Regions from separate parts of the Homo sapiens genome. Here region 1 is linked to region 2. Evidence: chromatin contacts called from ENCODE Hi-C or POLR2A ChIA-PET data. All regions are on one chromosome and are shown on one strand. Each heading gives the region's core, a stretch centred on a gene start or an enhancer-like site at or near the end of the contact. The rest is flanking DNA. Distances are from core to core; before and after follow the strand shown. Region 1 overlaps TTC7A (tetratricopeptide repeat domain 7A). Region 2 overlaps TTC7A (tetratricopeptide repeat domain 7A).

What was found. Hi-C counts contacts between places; a loop is a spot of excess contacts on that map. ChIA-PET counts read pairs that join two places held with the same protein, here RNA polymerase II (POLR2A). Pooled maps may share reads with other maps.
Region 1: a map of PC-9 shows a loop between it and region 2 (8-fold over the local background). The contact joins two enhancer-like sites. A Hi-C loop is called at or near these places in 2 of 168 maps with a recorded cell type or tissue (PC-9 and gastrocnemius medialis) and 1 of 50 pooled maps. POLR2A ChIA-PET finds 5 or more read pairs at or near these places in 4 of 52 experiments (AG04450, CD8-positive, alpha-beta T cell, K562 and 1 more).

The regions. Positions count from the first base shown.
Region 1 is chr2:46,966,295-46,972,293 of GRCh38, forward strand. The region is part of intron 3 of TTC7A (tetratricopeptide repeat domain 7A); the gene reads left to right. Among named protein-coding and RNA genes, the nearest start is that of TTC7A, 28 kb to the left of the region's middle. RefSeq lists an enhancer at 1,656-1,950. Within about 2 kb of position 1,822, at least 29 of the 41 ENCODE cell types and tissues checked have a DNase peak (open chromatin) inside an H3K27ac peak, as active enhancers do; they include PC-9 and gastrocnemius medialis, where a contact is called at or near this core.
Region 2 is chr2:47,011,900-47,018,067 of GRCh38, forward strand. All of the region lies in intron 11 of TTC7A (tetratricopeptide repeat domain 7A), which reads left to right. Among named protein-coding and RNA genes, the nearest start is that of TTC7A, 74 kb to the left of the region's middle. Within about 2 kb of position 4,777, at least 11 of the 41 ENCODE cell types and tissues checked have a DNase peak (open chromatin) inside an H3K27ac peak, as active enhancers do; they include PC-9 and gastrocnemius medialis, where a contact is called at or near this core.

The sequences.
Region 1 (5,999 bases), core at 572-3,071, 49 kb before region 2:
TGGCTACACTACGAGCTAGGCATTATTAGTAACTCTATTTTGTATTTGCGGAAACAGACTTAGCACTCTGTGAACATTTTGAGGTATATCTTTCCAGTCTTTTTTCCCTATAGGATTATATATGCTTTTAAAATGTAAGTTCATACAGTCATGTTTTATAATCTGCTTTTTAAAAAAGTATTTCATGAGTCATTTTTCAATACACCTCTATGTCACTGTAAGTAACTTCATAGCATTTCATTGTAACGTTCTATCCTAATTTTGTGAAGTCCCGTCATTGGACCTGTATGCTAAATCTTTTTTTTTTTTGCCATTATAAATAATACTGAAATGGATATCCTTGAAGCTAAATTTTGTATACATCACTTTTTTTTTTTTTTTGGTGGAGATGGGGTCTATGTTGCAAGGGCTGGTCCTGAACTCCTGGGCTCAAGCAATCCTCCCACCTTACCCTCCCAAAGTGCTGGGATTACAGGTGTGAGTCACCACCCCCAGCTTTTTTTTTTTTTTTTCGAAGATAAATTCCTAGAAAGTAGAATTACTGAATCATAGAGTATACATTTTTTGGAGACTTTGATACAGAAGCCAAATTGCCTGTGTTTTTTGTTTTTTTTTTTTCCGTTAAAAAATTGTGTTGGCCGGGCGCGGTGGCTCATGCCTATAATCCCAGTACTTTGGGAGGCTGAGGCGGGTGGATCACCTGAGGTCAGGAGTTCAAGACCAGCCTGGCCAACATGGCGAAACCCCATCTCTACTAAAAATATAAAAATTAGCCAGGCGTGGTGGCGCGTGCCTGTAATTCCAGCTACTCAGGAGGCTGAGACAGGAGAATTGCTTGAACCCAGGAGGTGGAGGTTGCCGTGAGCTGAGATTGTGCCACTGCACTCCAGCCTGGGTGACAGAGCAAGATTCCGTCTCAAAAAAAAAATGTGTTAAATATACATACCATAGAATTGACCATCTTAACCACTTTTAAGCGTACAGTTCGGTACTAAGACACTGTTGTGCAACCAATCTCCTGAACTCTTTTAACATTTGCATTATTGTGCAACCAGTCTCCAGAATTCTTTTACCTTGCGAAACCAAAATTCTATGCCCGTGAAACAGCAACGCCCCATTCCCTCCTCCCCTAACCCCTGGCAACCACTCTTCTATTTTCTGTTTTTATGAATTTGATTACGCAAGTACCTCATGTAAGAGGAATCATACAGTATTTGCCTTTTTGTGTCTGGCTCATTTCACTTAGTAAAATGTCCTCAAGGCTTATCCATATTGTAGCATGTGTCAGAATTTCCTTCCTTCTGAAGGCTGAATAATATTGTATTGTATGTATGTATATGTGGCATTTTGTTTATGTGTTCATCTGTCAATGGACACTTGGGTTGCTTCTACATTTTAACTATTGTGAATAATGCTGCTATAAATGCTAGTGTACTAATACCTCTTTGAGACCCTGCTTTCTATTCTTTTGGGTATATACCTGGAAGTGGAATTGCTGGATCATATGGTAATATCTATTTTTAAATGTTCTAATTTTAACAGAGTGATCTGTGAGGGTTCTTTCCTACCTGGCCTTTCGGTTTCCCCCCGAGAGCTGAATGAATTGCATTTTTTCGCTTCTTCCCGTGGCTGCAGGGTACCCAAGTCTGGGATTCATCTTCCGTGGGTGCTGCAGCTGTCCTCGTGCCCTTTGACAGGCTGGGTAGGTGGGAGGGAAGGGGTTCTGTTGCTGAGGATGTTTTCTGTTTTCTACCTCTGCATCCAGGGCCCAAGGCTCCAGGGTTCCAAGGGTGGGGCTTCTTGGAAGGGCGGCTGCCTTGGATGTGATGAGTCATTCAGACTGAAGGAGTTGGGACCAGCCTGGTGTTGGGCCTGAGGCTGTGCCAGGATCAGCTTGGCTCCAAATCGAAAGTTCTGAGTTAATGAAAAAGCAAGTCCTCCTCTTGCAAGGGACCTTTCCTAGAGCTGGGTATTGGCACAGAAAGGCCCTTGCCGGTGGGAATCACAAGGCAGTGCCTGCCCTGCAGGGCTGTGTTACAACCCTCCGATGCCTCAAGGACTGGGCGCAGGGCAGCCCACCTTCATCCTGGATTGAGCACTGTAGTCTGGCCGTTTGTGCAGAAGCGCTCACGGGGCAGAAGGTAAAGAAAAGAAACCCAAGCCTGCAGCACCTGGGTGGGCTTCCAGTCAGATGTTTGTGGACAGGAAAATAGACCTTATCAACCAGGGGACAAATACAAGGTTCCCGGCCCCTTTTTATGGGCAGAACTGGGTGACTGGACTGTGACCTTGCTTAGGAAAAGCCACTGCCAGCTCCAGAAACTTTTTGGCCCTGTGTATATTGGAAATTGCTTTATAGAGGACCGCCTCCGTGAATGTACCCCTCTACTTTGAACTTTTATTTCTCTGAATCATGACAGCTCCCTTCAAAAAGGCATTATCTCCATTATTTTTAGATAAATTTTCATATGGTGACATGTACAAATCTTAACTGTATAATTTCATGAATTAGGCCAGTGTAAATATCCATGTGACCAGTACCCTAATAAAGATACAGAACATTTCTATCACCACAGAAAGTCCCCTTGGGCTCTTTTCTAATTGGTCTCCACCCCAGGCAACCTCTGTTTTGTTTTTGTGTTTTTTTTTTTTTTTTAAGAGATAAAGTCTCGCTATGTTGCCCAGGCTGGTCTCGAACTTCTGGGCTCAATTGATCCCCTGCCTCAGCTCCCACAGTGCTGGGATTACAGACGTGGGCCACCACTCCTGGCCTTATTTTCTATTGATATAGATTAATTTGCTTTTTTGAATAAATGAAATCATACAGTATGCATTTTTTTTATGTCTGGTTTCTTTTGCACATGTAATTTTTAAGTAATTCATTTGTGTTATGTGTATATAAGAGTTTGTTTTAAAAAAAAAATCTGGGCCGGGCACGGTGGCTCACACCTGTAATCCCAGCACTTTGGGAGGCCGAGGCGGGTGGATCACGAGGTCAGGAGATCGAGACTATCCTGGCTAACATGGCGAAACCCCATCTCTACTAAAAATACAAAAACAAAATTAGCCGAGCTTAGTGGCGGGTGTCTGTAGTCCCAGCTACTCGGGAGGCTGAGGCAGGAGAATGGCGTGAACCCGGGAGGCAGAGCTTGCAGTGAGCCGAGATCGCGCCACTGCACTCCAGCCTGGGCGACAGTGCAACCTCCGACTCCCTGGTTCAAGTGATTCTCCTGCCTCAGCCTCCTGAGTAGCTGGGATTTACAGGCATGTGCCACCATGCCCAGCTAATTTTTGTATTTTTAGTAGAGACGGGGTTTCACCATGCTGGCCAGGATGGTCTCAATCTGACCTCGTGATCCGTCCGCCTCGGCCTCCCAAAGTGCTGGGATTACAGGCATGAGCCAGCGTGCCTGGCCCAGGAAATATTTTTTAAGTAGAGAGGGAGGAACTCCTTTGGGCTGTACACTTGGCTACGTGAATATGCTCATTCATCTATGCATCCGTCTGCATGCTTCCTAAACCCTAGGCCCTGGCCATCACTGGGGTGCAAAGATCAGTCGGAAATGGGTAGAGAGGATGATGACAATGCAGGAAAAAGGCACATACTTAGGAGATGCAGCCAGACTGTTCAACTGGTTTAGACACAGGGAGGCTTAACTCTACCTGGCAGGGTTTCAGAGAAGAGGTGGCTTTGCTTTGAGCTTTTTTTTAAATTGAAATGGGTCTTGTTCTGTCACCCAGCTGGAGTGCGGTGGCATAATCTTGGCTTACTGCAGCCTCCACCTCCCGGGCTCAAGCAATTCTCCCACCTCTGTCTTCTGAGTAGCTTGAGTCACAAGTGTGCGCCACCAAGCCCAGCTAATTTTTTCTATTTTGGGGGGGACGGGGTTTCACCATGTTCCCAGGCTGGTCTCAAACTCCTAAGGTCAAGCAGTCGCTTGCCTGGGCTTCCCAGTGTGCTGGGATTACAGGTGTGAGCCACTTCGCCTGGCCTGCTTTGAGCTTTCAAGAAGGATGGGATTTGGGGTTCTTGGAGAAGCATGATGGGGAGGCCCCTGCGGGGAGTGGAAGGAACAAATGCCACACAGGGAAGGTGGAGGCCCACAGACCATTGTTCCTGAATTCACAGCTTTGCGGTGGCCAGCCCTCTGGAGGCTTGGGGCTGGCAGCTTGAACTAGCCAGTAGCTGGCATCACCCATCCCAGTGCTGGACCCGGAGGTGTGGCAGGAGGGAGCCCAGCCTCAGCACATCTCTCCGGGGACTACAAGGCAGCTGTGTTGAAACAGATCCACTCCATGTCCCCTGGAATTGGCTGTGCCCTGCCACCTGCAGTTGGTCTCCTGGGCCAGGCCTCTGAACAGTTCGTAGGTTCGCCCCACCTTCCTGCAAGGTGGATAGGCTGCATGTCTGGGGAGCAGGGGCTGGCCTAGCTCTGGCAGTGAGCAACGAGGCCTGCCTCCTTGATTCTTTCTCGGTTCCTCTTCCCCCTTTAGTCCTCTGGAATAAGGATCCTCCCCCTCCTGGTTGTGAGTCATTTGGCAGTCGTTGACACCCAGTGTCCTGGGCACCTGGGTCTTTGTGTTGAGCAAGGACCTTCATGTTCTCTGCCCGCTTTCCTCCAGGCCAAGGCAACCGAACTTTGGATCTGGTCACACCCCAGCCTGGCAAAGGGACAAGGTCACTGAATCTGTGTGCATGGGAATGTGGCTAAGAAAAACAATAATAATTCCTTACCTTATATTTGCAGAGCACTTTGCACTTTGTCAGACATGACCAGGCTTGTGTTTTTTCATCCAGCCAGCAAATGCTTGTCCAGTACCTACTGTGTGCCAGGTGGTAGAAAAGTAAACACGATTAGGTTGATGTCTTGAAGGAGCCTACAGTCTGGGGAAACATATGAACAAATAAGTATAAGAAATGGTGAGTCAGGAATATGTATAGACTGGGGCTTAAAGGAGGAATGTTTGGTTATACCAGGGAATATCGGGAAGGGCTTTGTAGAGGAGGTGGCATTTAGTGGGTCAGAATATGAACAGTAATTTTGGGTAGACCTGGTGGGGTGGATACATTCCAGGCAGGAGGAACAACTTGAGCAAGTCAAGAAGGCATCCTACAACCTAGCAGTTGGGAGCAGGAGGTTAGTTGTGGATATGGCAGGTAAGGTGAGGGATGAGGCTGGAGAATTGATACCAGGAGGGCCTGGTGTGGAGCTTCCAGAAGTTGGACCTTACTCTGTAGCAGTGTGGACCCCTGGAGAGTTTTAGAAGGATCCCCCTGGGGATTAGAGTGAGACTGGAGGCAGGGAGGCCAGTTAGGCCGATGTAGTCATCCACTCAGGAGATAAAACCTGAAATAAGGTAATAGGAAGAGAGGAAGGGAAGGTTTGAAGTGCTGAGGACTTGGTCATTAGGTGGATGTTGGGGCTTATAGGGCAGGAAACAGTTGAGGATTCTTCCATTATACATCTCTTCAGTAAGTTCATCTTGAGCCTCTACTTACTACATGTAAAGTACCTAAAGTGTACTGTGTGGGCACAAAGATGGGACAGACATTGATTCTTCCCGTTGGGAACCAATAGTTCAGAAGGACAGCACTCTCTAGTCAGGTCTATATTAGCTGCAAGTGACAAAAAAAAAAAGAAAGAAAGACAGGAAGGGACGGAGGTAGGGAGGGAGGGAGGCAGGGAGGGAGGGAGGAAGGAAGGAAGGGAGGAAGAAGACATGGGAGCTATTTAATGGCACTCATACACTGGAAATTTCCAGCAGGTAGAGCTTCAGGCAAAGCTGGATCTAGGTACTCCGTCTCTTTAAGAATCCACCCTTCTCTGTCATGTCATGTCTTTTCTCTGCATGGATTTCATTTTTTTCGTGACTAAGAGTTTATTCAATATTTTTCCTGTCTTAAAAAAAAAAAGTAACCTGACGCAAATACAGTTGTTTTTCCATACAGCATTAATTTCTAGTAAGGCTAACAATGCTATATCCCTTCTGTGTTTCTT
Region 2 (6,168 bases), core at 3,527-6,026:
AGCCCTCCAGGGCCCTGCCCTGTGCTCCGCTGCCTGCTTACTGCTCTCTGCAGAAGCAGCTGAACTGTTAGGAGGCTATGGCTCCAGGTCTGCTCTTTCCCCAGTTCGAGGCCTTTAACCCCCCAGTTGGGGGTTGCAGGCTCCTGAAGACTCCCATGAGATCAGCAGCTTGGAGTAGTGAAGGAGAACAGTGCCAGGAGCCCAGGTCCCCCGCCTTGCTGTAGTCCTCCTGCCCTGGGCCTACTCGGATGCTGCTCCAGGCCTATGGGGGCTCTTGGGCCACGGCACTGGGCCCCAGCAATGGGGCCTCTGTGCAGGTATCTCTTCCGACTGGGGGCCCACTTCTGGATAATCTTTGCTTTCTTCAGTCCCAATCAGCTTGCTGATGTCAGCCTCCTATTTCTACCCTCTCAAGCAACACAGAGCAAGCGCATTCTCCCTCCCACATGATGGATATCAGGCCCTTCTCCACCCACATCTCCCCAGTTCCTTCATCTGCTCTCCAGGCCCAGGGTCTCCTAAAGTGGGCACTTCCCCTGGAGATGGCCTCCCTGTCTTCCAGTTGGCCTGACACCTTCGGCCACCCCCTCACCATTGTGTGCCCAGCTTGTTTTAAGGCAGTGGGGGCCAGGCTCTGGGTGCATGCAGCAGGAGCTTCATAATTAGCAGCCTTTACAACTCTTCTTGCCACTTTCCCTCCTGTACACAAACAAATCATGGATTCTGGGGAGGGAGGCAATGAGCTTTCCACAAATTCCATGTTCCAACCTTTCTTCCCTGGGATTGGAAACTGGCCCCATCCCTCTGCTGGGTCCCCGCCTCATCATCGCAGCAGGGCTTGCCTTCTCTCTGCTCCAGGGAGTCAGTCCTCCCAAGCACAAAGAGGCTGGGTGAAAAGAGCACCTTTCCCCTTTTCCACCTGGTTCTCAGATCCCTGTGTCTGAAGTGCCCCATCCCCTCTGTGGCTGATCAGGAGGAAGGGAAAGTGTGGCATCTGGCTCGTGTTCTTTATGCTGTCATTTAGGCTGGGGAGAATTACGTGAGATCAGTCCTGTAATGGGCTCTGGGCTTTGGAAGGAGCAGTGTAATGAGGTAGTTAAGAGTTTCACTGCCCACCCACTGGGTACCCTAGAGTAAGGCACCTAACCTCACTGTGCCTCAGTTTTCTCATCTGTAAAATGGAAACAGTAAGTCTCCTCGGGTGGGACATAAATGACCAAGTAGGGAGAGGGCTGGACGGGTCAGGGAGGCATCATGGAGGAGGCAGCCTCAGACTGAACTGAGAGGGCAAGGGAGGATACAGGAGGGCCAAAACCAGGCCCTTGCATCACAGCTTGCTTTCCCCCACCTCATGAGTATCAGGGAACCCTTGGTTCCCAGGTCTTTTGGGGAAGACAGTTGGCACCCAGAGGTAGGGCGACCTTGTGAGCAAGCACTTCAGATACAGGTGGCCCATGGGTGCTGAGCACGTGCAGCAGAGGGTGGAGATATGAGCCAGAGTGTGCAGAGCAGGTGGGCTCCCCGACCCCAACTCAGGCCGCTGCTTGCTCCTAGGGCTTCTGAGAGGGGCCTCAAGCTCATCTCTGAGATGAAACCCAAAATACCCATCTCTGAGGGGGTGTAGCGGGGGAGGGCATCTGTGCCCCTCAAGGCTGCCAGCTCTGAGGTAGCTGTGGGTCCACCCAGCCAACGGCCGCCCTTGCCAGGAAGCCCTAAATTTAGGTCTTCCCACCATGCAGGAGCTGTTTCCCTCAGCAGCATAATTACAGTAATTATGTGCATTCAGATTACATGGTAATAAAATTAGGATCAAATCAGTCCAAATTGAAATCAGATGAGTTAGGAGCAAAGTAATCAATGACAACATAAATAGAAAAGCCCAAAAGGAAACTTAAACATGCAGACTTGTCATCAGAATCGAGGAGAAGGGTGAGCTGTTTAACTTCAGCTGAGCAGCATATTTGGGTTCAGGGGCTAGTTTGAGCCAGGGTTTAAATCAGGCACAGGCCAGAGTGATGTCCCATGGGTGGCCCGAGAGTGGGCTCCTGGCAACCTTCCCTGATCTGGAAGCTTCACCCCCTGCACCTCCTACCTGTCTTGGATACAGATCACATCACATTGTGATCATCTGTGTTTCTTGAGTGCAGGAATTATCTGTCTCTTCTTTGAAACCCCAGCCCAGGGTTCAATGCCTGGTGCTCGCTGGATGGATCCTTCTTGCCGATGGACACATTCACTTGGCAATGAATTCTGTCTTATGTGGTGCATGACTTCCCAACTAGGTGGGGAACTTGCTCACTTGCCATGTCTTGCACTCTGACCCCCTCTCCCCCACAGGAAGCCTACATATAGTAGGTGCTATACTAGTAACTGACGAAGCGACACACATCCCAACCTGCCAGGAAGGGACCAGATGAGGGATCTGTATTTGGTTTGGGGGTTCTCCCAGCACTCTGCACCTAATTCTTGCTCCCTAGGTGGCACTGTAAAGAGAGCAGGCTGTGGGATATCCAAGGGTTCTGAGAAGGGAGGCAACAAGCTCCCCACAAATTTCGTGTTTGAGCCCCTTTTTCTCAAGGACTGGAAACTGGCCCCATCCTTCTGCTGGGTTCCTGCCTCACCATCCCTAGTTCTACAGGGAGGCCCAGAGTGGGTCAGCCCTGTACTCTCTGTTCCTGAGGCTCACAGTGAAAAGAATGGGTCTGCCTGGCAGGCAGGGGGTGTTCGTGCATGAGACAGGGCACAGATCCCAAAAGGCGGCTCACACCCCCTTCGTCTCCTGCCTTCGCAGTTATTCTGGCTCACGTCAGCCCCCAGCAGGCCCAGCCAAGCCCCATGAGCAGGGGACAGAAATCTGGGGGTGGTCAATTTGGCCTGGGTTGCAGAAAGGGAGGCTGAAACTAGGACATTTGGAAAACGAGTTGTGCTGGGTGAAGCTGGACTGGGTGGCCATGTGCCCAGAGGCGGAGCACCTGCTCTTCCCACATCCTGTCCTCATGCCCAGAGCCACTGTTGGACACCCCATACCGGGTCTGGGTCTGAGAGCAAGGTTGTGTCTTGGGGATTGTGGCAGGCAGAGGGACGTGCATGGTCACGTGCTGGCTGGCTGATTCGGGGGTTTGCACCAGGGTGGGAGTAGCTGAGCAGGTTTGGGTTTGGAATGGGAGAGCACTGACCCTGGGGCTTATCTTGAAGTTCCCCTTGGTGAGGGAGGGCTTCCCAGGCTCTGACTCAGTGACGCCAGCACTGAAATCAGAGAGGCCTGCATGGCAGCCTTCTGCCTTGGCATGCCCAGCCTCCTGCCAGGGTCCCTATTTTTGCAGCAGAAGGAAAGAGAGATGTAAATATTTTTTTGTATCCCTCCAATTATTTAAAATTCATTTAACTTAAAAAGTTGAAACCTTTACAGGAGGCAAAGAGGAAAGGCTATGCATGTGTGGTGTCACACAGACAGCAGAGGAGTTGCAAAATGGAAACAGGGCATGCTTATCTTTGGAAAGGTCTCTGATGCCATCTCTCACCTCCTTCCTGAGGAGGGCAGCAGGGGGTAGTGGAAAAGTGCATAGGCTTTGGAGGCAGAGATGGTAGAGTTCAAATTTCTGCCTACCCATGTACTCCCACTTACTAGCTGTGTGACTTTGAGGGAGTAATTTACCCTGTCTGTGCCTCGGTTTCCTCATCTGTAGCCTGGAAACAATCATGTCCGCCATTATGGGGTAGCTGTGAATATCAGAGATGACATGAAGAGTGCCCCTGCTTAGCACACTGCGGGTACCTGCATGGTTGCTATCACCGTTACAGCCCCTTGAAAATAGCAGGCACACAAAAAGGATGCGCCTTGATGTTTTTGACTTCATTTTTCAAATTCAGGGGTGGGCAGAGCCAGGAAGATGGATTAAGTGTTGATGAGGCAGGGGAGAAAGAATGCCAGCCCTCCTGCCACCAGCTTGTAGAAATTGGAAAGAGTGCCTACTACTCCTCCCAGGGAGAAAAAAAGGGGATTTTTCAGTAGAGCAGCTAACAGCAGGTTCCGGGCTCGTGGGAAGGAACTAAGGAGAAACTGGAGGTGCTGTTAAAAACTCTGCGGGCTCAGAAACGAACTTTCTGTAGTTCCCAGAAAGAGAGGAACGAGGGTGAAGATTCCGAGGGCAAACCTTTTTGGCTCACTGCAAGGTGAGGTAACCCTTGAAATGGAAGGCAGTCCTGGGCATTAGCAGAGTGTGTGAGCAAGAAGCCAGTCTGTGTAGGGACCAAATTCGAAACACTGGAGAGACAGAGGAACTTGTAAAGTCACAGGAAATTTTCCCTTACTTATGTAACACAAAAACAAAGGATCAAAACATTATGTCCTTCAATGCATCCTTTTCCAAAGGGTCAGAGAGGAGAAAAATGAAACCCTCCAGAGGGTAGCTGTGAATCAGCATCAGGAGACTGGGGTTGGAAACAGTTCTGCTACTTCCTAGACAGGTGACCTTGGATAGGTCGCTTCAGCTCAGCTCCCTGTGCCCTCAGCGCCTTCTGCTGTGAAACACCAATGCCATCAGGTAGCTGTGGTGCTGTGAAAATGCCAGGGGAGCCCCTAATCACTCTAGAATTGCAGAGGACTAGGCAGGGAAAGATCTTCACCTGGGTTTTAGTGGCAAGGTTCCATGGCTGCCCTAGATAAACAAGGCATTCAAGAGCAGTGTATCACTGGGAGAAGGAAGGTTGAAGAGAACTCTGGAAACTCACCCTAGAAGTATTTTGATGAGCAAGGAAAGCCCGGTGCTGTAACCTGAGCTTGCTGCAGAAGCAGCAGCCTGGACTACAGAGCCACCAGCTGTTAACTTGGAGGCCACAAGGAGGAAGTGTCTGGAAAGGGCACATGAGGTGCTAGGCAGGGAGGAAGACGTCTGGAGTAGAGCAGAAGGGCAGGCGCTGGGCCAGTCTGCAGCCATCTGATTAGAGCAATTTTTCCAGATCGCAGGTGGGGCCCATTAGTGGGCTGTGAAATAGAACTCTTAAAAAAAAAATTTGAGGCCGGGCAAGGTGGCTCACACCTGTAATCCCAGCACCTTGGGAGGCCGAGGTGGGTGGATCACCCGAGGTCAGGAGTTCGAGACCAGCCTGGCTAACATGGTGAAACCCCATCTCTACTAAAAATAACAAAAATTAGCCAGGCATGGTGGCGGGCACCTGTAATCCCAGTGACTCGGAAGGCTGAGGCAGGAAAATCGCTTCAACCCAGGAGTCGGAGGTTGCAGTGAGTCAAGATCATGCCACTGCACTCCAGCCTGGGCAACAAGAGCGACACTCTGTCTCAAAAAAAAAAAAAAAAAAAAAAAAAAAATTTGAGACTGGGGTGGTAGGTCATGCCTATCATCTCAACATTTTGGGAGGCTAAGTGGGAAGGGTCGCTTGAGCCCAGGAGTTCCAGACAAGCCTGGACCACATAGTGAGACCCACCCTGCCTCATCTCTACAAAAAATAAAAATAAAAAGGTAAAAAGTCAGCCTGGTGCAATGGTGCGTGCCTGTGGTCCCAACTACTTGGGAGGCTGAGGTGGGAGGATCGCTTGAGCCCAGGAGGTCAAGGCTGCAGTGAGCTATGGTCATGCCACTGCACTCCAGCCTGGGTTACAGAGCGAGACCCCATCTCAAAAATAAAATAATCAAAACCTTGAAATAGACTGTAGATTATCAGAGAATAAGATAGGAAATACTCCAGTGTATTACCCACAGTGGGGTGAGTGGACCCTGGATAGGGGATGGAAAGCTCGACCAGCTCAGCATAGTGGACTGTGCGGGCCTGCGGAGGTGCCAACTTATGCTCATGTAGAGTCACTCCTCTGTGGCTAAGGATCTGGCTGAGAGACAAAAGGCAGGCAGTAATGTCTACTCTCTGGATTCCAGAGGGTCTTTGATGCCACTTCCCAATTTGTCATGTAGCTATGAGGAACCAGGACTATACTCAGATGACACTTGCCATCAGAGACTTAGGCTGAGATATTTTTAAAACCATGGAAGATTAATTGTATAATACATATACAAAATATGGATATATATATATTAGTATATATGAGTAGTTGTAATTGATATACATATATATATGAACCTGGCTAGCTGCAGTGGCTCACTCCTGTAATCCCAGCACTTTGGGAGGCCAAAGCAGGTGGATCACTTGAGGTCA